2 separate regions of the Homo sapiens genome follow, and region 2 is linked to region 1. A link is an interaction called in ENCODE POLR2A ChIA-PET data of the cell type or tissue named here. Cell type or tissue: endothelial cell of umbilical vein. All regions are shown on one strand. Each heading gives the region's core, and the rest is flanking DNA. Links, peaks and the distances in the headings are about the cores only. Region 1 has its middle 110 kb from the start of LINC00583. Region 2 overlaps LOC101929507 (a long non-coding RNA gene).

Region 1 (5,388 bases), core at 257-5,256:
AAGGAAATTAAAAATGCTACTCTAGTGAACACATGGATGATAAGAAAGCAAAACAGCCTTATTGCTGTTATGGGGAGAGTTGTAGTGGCCTGGATAGAAGATCAAACCAGCCACAGCACTCCCTTAAACCAAAGCCTAATCCGGAGTAAGGCCCTAACTCTCCTCAATTCTATGAAGGCCAAGAGAGGTAAGGAAGCTGCAGAAGAAAAGTTTGAAGCTAACAGAAATTGGTGCAGGAGGTTTAAGGAAAGATACCATCCCCATAATATGAAAGTACAAAGTGAAACAGCAAGTGTTGATGTAGAAACTGCAGCAAGTTATCTAGAAGATCCAGCTGAGATCACCAATAAAGGTGTCTACACTAAACAACAGATTTTCAATGTAGATGAAGCAGCCTTCTCTTGCAGGATGATGCCATCTAAGACTTTCATAACTAGAGAGGAGAAGTCAATGCTTACCTTCAAGGGACAGGCTAACTTTCTTTTTAGGGGCTCAGTGCAACTGGTGACATTAAATTGAAGCCAATGCTCATTTACTATTCTAAAAATCATAAGGCCCTTAATTATTATGCTAAATCTACTCTGCCTGTGCTCTATAAGTGGAACAACAAAGCTTAGATGACAGCGTATGTTTACAGTGTGGTTTACTGCATAGTTTAAGCCCACTGTTGAGATCTACTGCCTAAAGAAAATATTCCTTTTAAAATATTACTGCTTATTTGACAATGCACCGGGTTCAGCCAAGAACTCTGATGGAGATGTACAAAGAGATGAATGGTTTCACGCCTGCTAACACAACATTCGTTCTGCAGCCCATGAATCAAGGAATAATTTCAACTTTCAAGCCTTATAATTTAAGAAATATGATTTTTAAGGCTACAGCTGCCCTGGATAGTTGTTCTGTGATGGATCTGGGCAAACTAAATGGATAACCTTCTGGAGAGACTTCACCATTCTGGATACTATTAAGAACAATGGTGATTCATGGGAAGAGGCCAAATATCAACACTAACAGGAGTTTGGAAGAAGTTTATGTCAGTCTTCATGGATGACTTTGAGGGGCTCACAAATTTAGTAGAGGAAGTAACTGCAGATGTGGTGGAAAGAGCAAGATAACTAGAATTATAAGTGAAGCCTGAAGATGTTACTAAATTTCTATAATCTCATGATAAAATCTGAACAGATGAGGGGTTGCTTATGGATAAGCAAAAAAGTGGTTTCTTGACATGAAATCTCCTTGTGAAGGTGCTGTGAACGTTATTGAAATGATAGCAAAGAATTTAGGATAGAAATAAACTTCGTTGATAAAGTAGTGGCAGGGTTTGAGAAGATTGACTCCACTTTTGAAAGAAGTTCTATTGTGGGTAAAATACTCTTAAACACAGCAGCTACAGAGAATCTTTCACGAAAAGAAGAGTCAATTGATGTAGCAAACTTCAGTGATGTCTTAGTTTAAGAAATTGACGCAGCCATCCCAACCTTCAGCAACCACCACACTGATCAGTCAGCAGCCATCAACATAGAGGTAAGACCCTCCACCGTCAGCAAGATTATAACTTGCTGAAGGCTCATATGATCATTAGCATTATTTATCAATGAAGTATTTTTAAGTTAAGCTATGTGCATTACTTTTTTGGGCTTAATGTCATTGCATACTTAATATATAGTACAGTGTAAACATAACTTTTCTATGCAGTGGGAAACCGAAACGTTTGTGTGACTTGCTGTATTGTGATATTTGCTTCGTCACAGTGGTCTGAAACCAAACCTGAAAAATCTCCAACGTATGCCTGTACTCAGAGCAATTTAACAAATAAATAATTGGGTGCTCATCTTGTGAGGATGCTAAGATGAATAATGGGACAAGAAGCTAATATTTATTGTTTCCTCTGTGTCAGCTTTTAAATATTCATATTTTACTCAGTCTTCACAATACCTCTTCAAAGCTGGTGTCCCAGATGAGGAAACTGAGTTCTGGGGAAATCATGTGATTTAACCAAGATCAAATCTAGTAAGTGACAGAGAGAAATTGGAACCCAGGGCTTCGTGGCTTCACTATTACCTCTTTCCTATGGATAAGCACAGCACTTAACCTCAAGAGTTCACTAAATGGTGGCATAATGAAGAAGTTATGGCTGACTATAATTCATTTGCCTACATGCTTGTAACTTGTCTGTTTACTTTTCTCTAATGTGAGGGGAAACCCAGGTAGTTCCTTACTATGAGGAAATGCTATTCTCAAGCAGGATTGAAACGGAAATGATTATAATGAAAATATGTTTGTGGAGACAATACTGGCATGGCGTAGCAAATGATGTATCCATGGGAGACAGGGACTTTCAAGAATTATAAAAGCAATCTTAAAAATTAGTCAAATATATGTGGTCACCACTTATTCAATGATGAGAATAATAATAATAATAATAATTTTTAAATCCGCCACTACCACCAGTAAGAATAATTTGCTCACCATCTTCTAAAGTTGGAAAGGAGTAGGGATCAGATGAAGTTTGGAAGTAATCAGCAAGCCTCGGATGGTTTAAAAGGGTCAGTTCACTTTAATAAGTTGGGAAACACCTTTAGTACATGATGGTATTTTTTTTTCTTTTCTTTTCTCTGTTTTTTTTTTTTTTTTTTTTTTGAGATGGAGTCTCACTCTGTTGCCCAGGCTGGAGTGCAGTGGCGTGATATGGGCTCACTGCATCCTCCACCTCCTGGGTTCAAGTGATTCTCGTGCCTTAGCCTCCTGAGTAGCTGGGGTTACAGGCACCATGCCACCATGCCTACCATGTCTGCCACCATGCCTGCCCCCATGCCCAGCTATTTTTTGTATTTTTAGTAGAGACGGGGTTTCACCATGTTGGTCAGGCTGGTCTCGAACTCTTCACCTCAAGTGATCTGCCCACCTTGGCCTCTCAAAGTGCTGGGATTACAGGTGTGAGCCACTGTGCATGGCCCATGATGGTATTTTCATTTCAGCAACCATACATGAGCAAATGTACTTAAATATATATATATATATGTGTGTATATATACATATATATACACACACACACATATCTTTCTTTTTTAAAATTTAAATCTATATACACTTAAAGCAAGACTCTTAATTAAGATCCTCCTGGTTGGATTTGCTGCCCAGGAAGCCAGAGAGTGTTCCTGCTGAGTCCTCCTGGAAGGAAAGTGTATTAGGAATCTTTCCTCCACATCTCTGTTTTTTCACTTCTTTGGACCTTCCTGCTTGAAAGAAATGACTATGCTTAGCTTGAAGAAGAGATGCCATTACATAAGGTATTAGCCAGTTCAAGTTCTGTTTGAAATGCAACACACAAACAAACCAATAGGAACTTTTTTTTTCTGTTTAAATCTAGAGATCAGAAATAATACCACCAAGTGAGAGTTGCAGATAGGCAAATTTTATTTCAAGAGAGAGCTGAATATACTAAAAGCTATGATATGGTGAAAAGAGGACCAAGGTCAGGACTAGAAGTTTCAATTCTATGTCCTCCCCTCACTAGTCATTTCTTAATCTGCCTGGACCTCAGGTTGTTTATCCAGGCAACAGTGAAAAATACTTGCCTCATCTACTTGTCAGGACTACTAATGATGATGAAATGAAACAATATATGTGAAAGTCACCTGTGAACAAGGAATGGTATATACTATTTGTTATCATAGTTATAGTCAATATTATTATTAGCTTCCACAATGCTTGATATAACTTGGTACTTGGTTACAACTTGTTTCTGTTGTTTTAATAACATTCCCATAGCCAAGAGCTGGAGTTTTGGAGCTCTGTGTGTTAGAGCTGGGAGGTTATGTGAACCTATTGAAAAATGATGGCTGATAACCAAAAAGAAGAATATGAGAAATTTGTGGGCTGTTCACCCCTAGTCTGGATTTATCACTCTTAGCTAGCTGGCCAGATTTTCTCTATAGCCCTGACCCCTATGTGTCAACAGGAGTTTCTGTGCTCAGAAAAGAGGAAAAGGTAGGAGGTTTCTTAAACTCACATTAACATTAAAGATAGACAGACACACACCAAAAAACCCAAAGCAAGGATGCTGACAAAACACATTACAGTTGGTCTGTAATTTCCAGAGAACCAGGTTGCAGTGCTCACCCAGTGGTATGTTTTTTGTTTGGGTGGGGGTGAGGCGGTTAGAAAGACCTTTTGTCACAGTTGGATGAACGGGGAGACATCGGCCTGACCACCTGAGTCTAGGTTGAGATCTGGGACGGAAGAAGAAGTACAGGTTCTTTGGCCTTGTGTATGTCCTGGCATTTTATACCTCCACAGTATTCTACCTAAGGATTGGTCAGGACTTGAAGGAAAATTCTTTCTCTGAAGCAGTTCCTGAAATTCCACAGAGTAAGAATACAACCTGTTCACACAGTGGATGACCTTCTGGGCTTGTGTTTAAGAAAGATCCCTATACTCAGAGAAGGGCCAGCCCGGTATGGTCCCAGGGCAACAGGGCCTTCATAGCTGAATGACTGGGAAATGTCAGTGTTGCAATCTTTCCTTTTGAATTACAGTATTGGATTATTTTGCTTGCCTTTCTTCCTCTTTCCTCTCTTTATACATTCATTTTCCCCTCATCCTCATACATTTTCACTCTTCAGAATCCCACTCCTCTTTCTTTCTTTCCTCTTTCCATCCGTTACTTAATGGATACACACCTTCTGCAAGTGGTGTGTTTGTTCTTGTTGTTGTTCGTTTTGTTGTTTGTTTGTTTGTTTTGAGACAGTATCTCTCTCTGTTGCCCAGGCTGAAGTACGATGGCAGGATCATAGTTCACGACAACATCAAACTCCCAGGCTCAAGTAATCTTCCCTCCCTCAGCCTTCCAAGTAGCTGGGACTATATGTTTGCACCAGTGTGCCTGGCTAACTTTTTAAATTTTTCGTAGACACATGGTCTCACTATGTTGCTCAGGCTGGTCTTGAACTCTTGGGCTCAAGTCATCTTCCTGCCTCAGCCTTCCAAAGTGCTGGGATTACAGGAATGAGCTAACGCACCTGCCCCTGCAAGTATGTTAACTGCTTTGTGTCCCATTTTCCTTATGTGTAAAGTAATAATAAGGATCCTCACTTACTAGAGGTTGAGGGCAGTTTATACCTGTTGATTCCCTTTCCTTTCTTTTCTTATATTTTCCTTATCAGTTTTCTTTAAAGGTTTTTTTTCCATTTTTCTTTCATTTTTTTTCTTTCTTTCTTTTTCTTTTGAGACAGGGTCTTGCTTTGTCACCTAGGCTGGAGTGCAGTGGCGTATTCACAGCTCACTGTAGCCTCTATTTCCTGGGCTCAAGTGATCCTCCCACCTCCACCTCCCCAGTAGCTAGGACTGCAGGTGCCCACCACCATATCTGGCTAATTTCCAAAAAAA
Region 2 (5,388 bases), core at 96-5,095, 88 kb after region 1:
TGGCGAGTGAACCTAATTTTAACTGATACTTGCTGTATGCTGATTTAGGCTGACAATATTTAGCTATTCCTCCGTGGAAAAGATCTAGAAAATTTAAAAATTCATGAAAAAACCTGTTCACTAGCACTGACAGCTGGGAAATAGAGCTATTCAAATGTCAGAAAACCTGAGGAATTCCTACTGGATTCAATGGTGGTCAAAAGCAAGGACCCCCCGGTGGCATGCTATAAGGACGTTTTGTGATTTTGTGACAAGCAAGTGGAAGAAATCTTGGGGCTTATGGACAACTTTAGGACTCAGAGAGACCCATACTGTAGACAAGAGTTTAGGATGACAGAGAAAGCAGAATTTGGATCCTCTTTCCCACTGACTGTGAGCAGAATTGAGGTCAGAGTTCTGGGTGGTTGGAGGAACTGAGCTGAAGCCTCCAGAGGCGCTGTGGCAGTGGCTCTGGACAAGTCATTTCCTGAGGCTGAGATGTCTTAATTGATGCAGCAGGGAGCTGCCTAGAGAAATCTGACCCACAAATCCATGAATGTGGGCAGTAATACCAAAAAGCCAGCTTTTGCAGTGGCAGTAGTTACAGAGAGGCAGCTTCCTAAGAGGGCTCATTTATTGATGAGGCGTGGAGTTGCTCTTGAGGAATGGGCCTAGAGGCTTCAGGGCATTGGAAGCACAGGGCCAACAAAGACAGTAAAGAAACCTTTTCTCGAACAATCACGGAGATCATTTCCACTCCTGGAAGGAAGCTGCCCCACAATTGGTTTAACCCTGAAATAGGAGCTTTCCTAGAAATGAAGAAGAAATCCTTGATGTTAAAACCTCCTACTCCCCACCTTCCAGGATTTCCAGACCCCCATCTCTGTTCCTATGTCCTTCAAGCTACTGGGTCATTGATATTGCCCAAAGCCCATCACTTGAAATCTGGAAGATATCCTCTAACTGCAAGCCGAGAAGACTCTCCCACCCTGTTTCTGAGGGAAATACCAGCCCTGAATAAACTTTTTACTATTTCAGTATGAGAAACTAGGGGGAAAAAAGATCTTGTGAATAATTCTGAATCATAAAGAAATGAGCATATAGTTTGAATAATCTGAAGGAAAATATATTTTGATTGTGTTCCTTTATTATAAATTTAAATTTAAAGTTTTATTTTAATCAAAGTAATATATTTAGTTCTAGTTTTAAAAAGCAACTGAACAACTTATAATGCTTGTCTACTTTTCCTTATCCCCATCCTCATCCTTCTAAGGCAATCACATAACTCTTATTGCTGTCTCCATATTTAACTAACACATTCTACTGCTAATTTTTTAGTTTAGATATTATTTCCTATTATAGGAATTAGGTTCCTTCCCTTGTGTTATGGACTGAATGTTTGCATCCTCCTAAAATTTGTATGTTGCAACCTTAACTCCCAATGTGATGAAGTTAGAAGGTGAAGGCTTTGGGAGATAATTAGGTCGTGAGGGTGGTGCCCTCACGAATGGGAGCAGTGGCCTTATAAGGAGAGACATGAGAGCTCTCTCTGCTCTTTCCCATGTGAGGATGCAAGAACCTGGCTGCCTACAAACCAGGAAGAGGGCCCTCACCAGACACCAAATCTGCTGGCACCTTGATCTTGGACTTCCCAGCCTTCAGAACTATGATAAATAAATGTGTGTTGTTTAAGCCAACCAGTCTATGGTAATTTGTTAAAGTGGCCTGAACTAATTAATACACCCCACCTCCCTCAGTATAATCATATCAATACTTAATCTTATCAGTCGTCAGTATTTATATAATTACGATCATATAAAGAATGCTCACAGTTGAGCTACATTGTATCATAACCTTTCTTGTACAACTTTTTGTTTTGGCTAGAGCTAAGACTTGCCTCCTTTCTGTGGGTTTGCTTAGTTTCTGTGTACTATTGCTAAACTCTCCAAATGAAATGCAAATCTCCTCATTACAACCAAGCGGTGCTGGCGTGTAGCTCCTGGAGCCCTCCATGCCCCACATCTGGACTGAGTTTCCTCTGGGCTTTCTGCACAGTTGTCATCCTGGGGTCTTCTTTTACCACTTTTTTTTTTCTTTCTAGAATTCCCTTAGTCTTTAACTGTGTGGAACCTCCAGTTTCCTGATTTCCACATCTTTCTCATTTGTGATTTACTCCTTTGTTGTAATGGAGTATGTTTCTATGTGGCTTTCTTCAAAAAGGAACATGACAGAACAATTTTTTGATACTTGGACTGCTTGAAACTATCCTTATTCTACTTTGACATTTGGTTTAAAATTTGGCTGGAGTCAGGGTTCTGGCTTGAAAATCATTGCTGACAGAGTGTAGGCCTTGCTCCTTTATCATTTAGCTTCCAATGTTGCTATGTCAAATGCTCTTCTCATTCTTCATCCTTCTTTGGGGATCTGCTATTTCTCCTTGGAGGCATTTGGGCTCTTCTCTTTACCCATAGTATTGTGAAATTTCACAAAGATATTCTTTGTTGTGGGTCTATTCATCACGATGTGCACTTGGGTCTTCATAATCCAGAAAGCCATTTATTTTAGATGTGGCAAATTTTATGTATTATTACTTTGATAATTTCTTAGTTTTCAACTTTTAGATTTTCTTCCTTCTAAAATTCTTATTTAGATGTTAGGTCTCCCGGACGCTTCCTCAGATTTTATTAACTTTTTCCCTCCTCTCCTATTTTTTATCCTTTCTTGTGGGTTTGCTTTACTTTCTGAAGATTTCCTCAGTTATCATCCCTTCTTTATAGCATTTTTATTTAATTGTTCTGTGAAAAGTCTTTTAAAAAATAGCAATGTGTTATTATCTCATGACGCAAAAAATCTTTTCTGGTTACTATGAGACTATTAATACTATATTAAAAAAATTTTTAAACCTTTCTTTGCTCACTGTATTGTCTTTATTTCCTGCAAGCGTGTCTTATTTGTTTATTTTGGCCAGTCTTTCCTGTTAGAGACTTCTCTCAAATGTGTGGTGAGCCTTGGCTGTATGTTCATATTTATAATGAAGATCAGAATTTCTGTGTGCAGGGGCAGGGCCTGTCAGCTGGTGGCCTCTGAGTGTCATGATCTGAGTCTTTGTAAGGAGCCATTTTTCAGAGAGGAAACTTCCAGTCTCTTGCATGGGTAACGTGAGTCTCATAGCTCAATATGCATTCCTAGCCTAGATCCTCAGCCCCATTTTCAGAACGATACCTCAGCTTCACCCTCAACTATGCCCAAGGACCCTGACTCTGGAATTGCACTAGTTTTGTCTCTCCAGGGAGTAAATCTACCTGAGGAGAGTCCTCTAGGGTAAGGTGGGTTTTGGCTGGATATATGAGGTGAACATCCTTGAAAAGATTTTCAACCATTTCTTTTGTTTTTAGTCTTCCCTTGGGACTCTCTCTCTTTCTCCTTTTTTTTTTTTTTTTAAGAAGTACATGTGTTAATGAACTTATGAGTTTCTAGACTTGTGTGACACAAATGATCTTGCTGGCTGACTTTGTCCTCTTCCTCTAGTCTTAGGGTTCAGATTTTTGGATACACATATAGGCACACACAGGCACATACACAACCAGGATCATACTATTCACAGACAGAAGCATATTTTAAAAAATTATAGAAAGAAACAGAAATACAGTTTATACACCATTTTGTGGTCTTATGAATATTAGAAAAACATGGGTTCCATAAAATAAAACCTGTAAGATGAGATGATAATACAATAAACAGATTTGAAATTGGAACTGGTTGCAGAGAGGCAGAAATTTAAAATGAGTTCCAAGGGAAAAAATGTTTTTAAAGTAAACATTTAAGAACAGAGTTTAAAAATGTAATAGGAGTAGAAATAACATCATAGTAAGTCAAATGAAGGGTATTGAATATATGCTTGGTAAAAAATATTTCAGAATGCAGAGGTAAATGACAAAAAAATAAAGACAATCAAAGCTGAGGTAAGTCATTTGGAGGATATATTACTGACATCATGAGAGTGACTGTTACTGAAGGGGATATCAGCATAAACAGAAAGAAAGCAATAGTCAGAAAAATTAAATGACATTTGGCTGGGCTAATGAATAAGGTCTGGTTTTGTAAACTGAATGAGCTCAAAAAATCCCAAAAAATATTAATGAAATTAACAACAAATAGATATATGCTGATGAAAGTCTTAAAGTTCAAGGGGAAAAACCCATCTGACATGCGTCTAAGCAGACAAGACTGGTCATCTGTGAATGAATAAAAAACATCCAGTTTCAGATTTCGATTTTCCCTTTGTAATGAGAAGCTAGAAGACGATGAAGTGATTTCCTCAGAGTTTTAAATGGGAAAAAAAAGACTATCACCAAAGATTTCTATAATATATATAGGTTTTGTTGACATACAAAGGTACCAGAAACACTTTATTGGATATACAATGACTGCCAATACATGAATTACACATATGTTTCTTTTAGAAATATATGCAAAACTTTTCTGACTAAGAAATGAGTATACCCACACACACACACTCAAGAACAGGGAAGTAATGAAATATAGAAAGATGAGGGCTATCACTGTAAAACATAAATCTTAATAATTATAAATTAAGGAAACAATAAAATGTTAGTACTTGAAAATATGCATATTTTAAAGTGACAGTGATTATTTGAAGGCAAGAAACTAGACCTCAAGTTCTGGACTATATCACAAAAACTAGTAGGAAGAAGTAAAAGTTGTAATCTAAAGTTAATAATTAGAGGAAAATAAATTAGAATGCACAGTCGAACAGTTCAACCATAGTGAGAGGTTAATTTCCTATAAATAACTAGATGGAAGAGAGGGAGAAACATAACTTGAATAAAATAGAAAACAAATAAAATAGGAAAGAATTGAAAAAACAGAAAGCATTCAGAATGACCGAAAAACAACTTCAGGGAAATATGAGCTTTAATGAAAAACTATGCTTGGCTCCATACAGGACACCCTTGTAAGTTATCTAGTTCTAGCCGCTAGTTGTCTTTGAGTTAGTTCACAACTGTAAGTTGTTGGTAACTGATAGCAATGCTAAATATTTCTTGTCTATAAACACAAATTCTGCCCTGACCTGGTCAATTGACCTACCTCCAGCTTCCCCTCAAGAAACCAGTTTGCTCCCATTTGTACATTAATGTCTATTCCTGATCAAATGTATCTGTTCTTCAGATTCTCTTTTGAACTGATTAGGACATCTGTCTGGTTTGCTTGGGTGTTAAATAAAATCTTAATATGTGTTCATTTCTAAGAGAGTCACGACTAAACTTTTAGCAAAACTGATCAGTTCTGATTAGTTATAAATGAATTAAATTCTGAGCAGAACAAAAAAGATATCAGACAGAATTAAAACAGCATATATATATATATTTGCCATATTAAAGGAACTCA

Evidence for each region. ChIA-PET counts read pairs that join two places held together with the same protein. Peaks named below come from ENCODE experiments on the same cell type or tissue, not always from the same donor. Only the 100,000 strongest peaks of a DNase experiment are listed, where the experiment ranks them.
Region 2: POLR2A ChIA-PET joins it to region 1 with 5 read pairs; 2 of 35 experiments call an interaction of 5 or more read pairs at or near these places.

The regions. Positions count from the first base shown.
Region 1 is chr9:14,034,384-14,039,771 of GRCh38, reverse strand. No RefSeq gene overlaps it. Among named protein-coding and RNA genes, the nearest start is that of LINC00583, 110 kb to the right of the region's middle. In endothelial cell of umbilical vein, for the core only: no CTCF peak of the experiment used is centred there; no DNase peak of the experiment used is centred there.
Region 2 is chr9:13,945,857-13,951,244 of GRCh38, reverse strand. All of the region lies in intron 4 of LOC101929507 (a long non-coding RNA gene), which reads left to right. Among named protein-coding and RNA genes, the nearest start is that of LINC00583, 21 kb to the right of the region's middle. In endothelial cell of umbilical vein, for the core only: no CTCF peak of the experiment used is centred there; a DNase peak (open chromatin) is centred at 3,024; H3K27ac peaks cover 349 bases.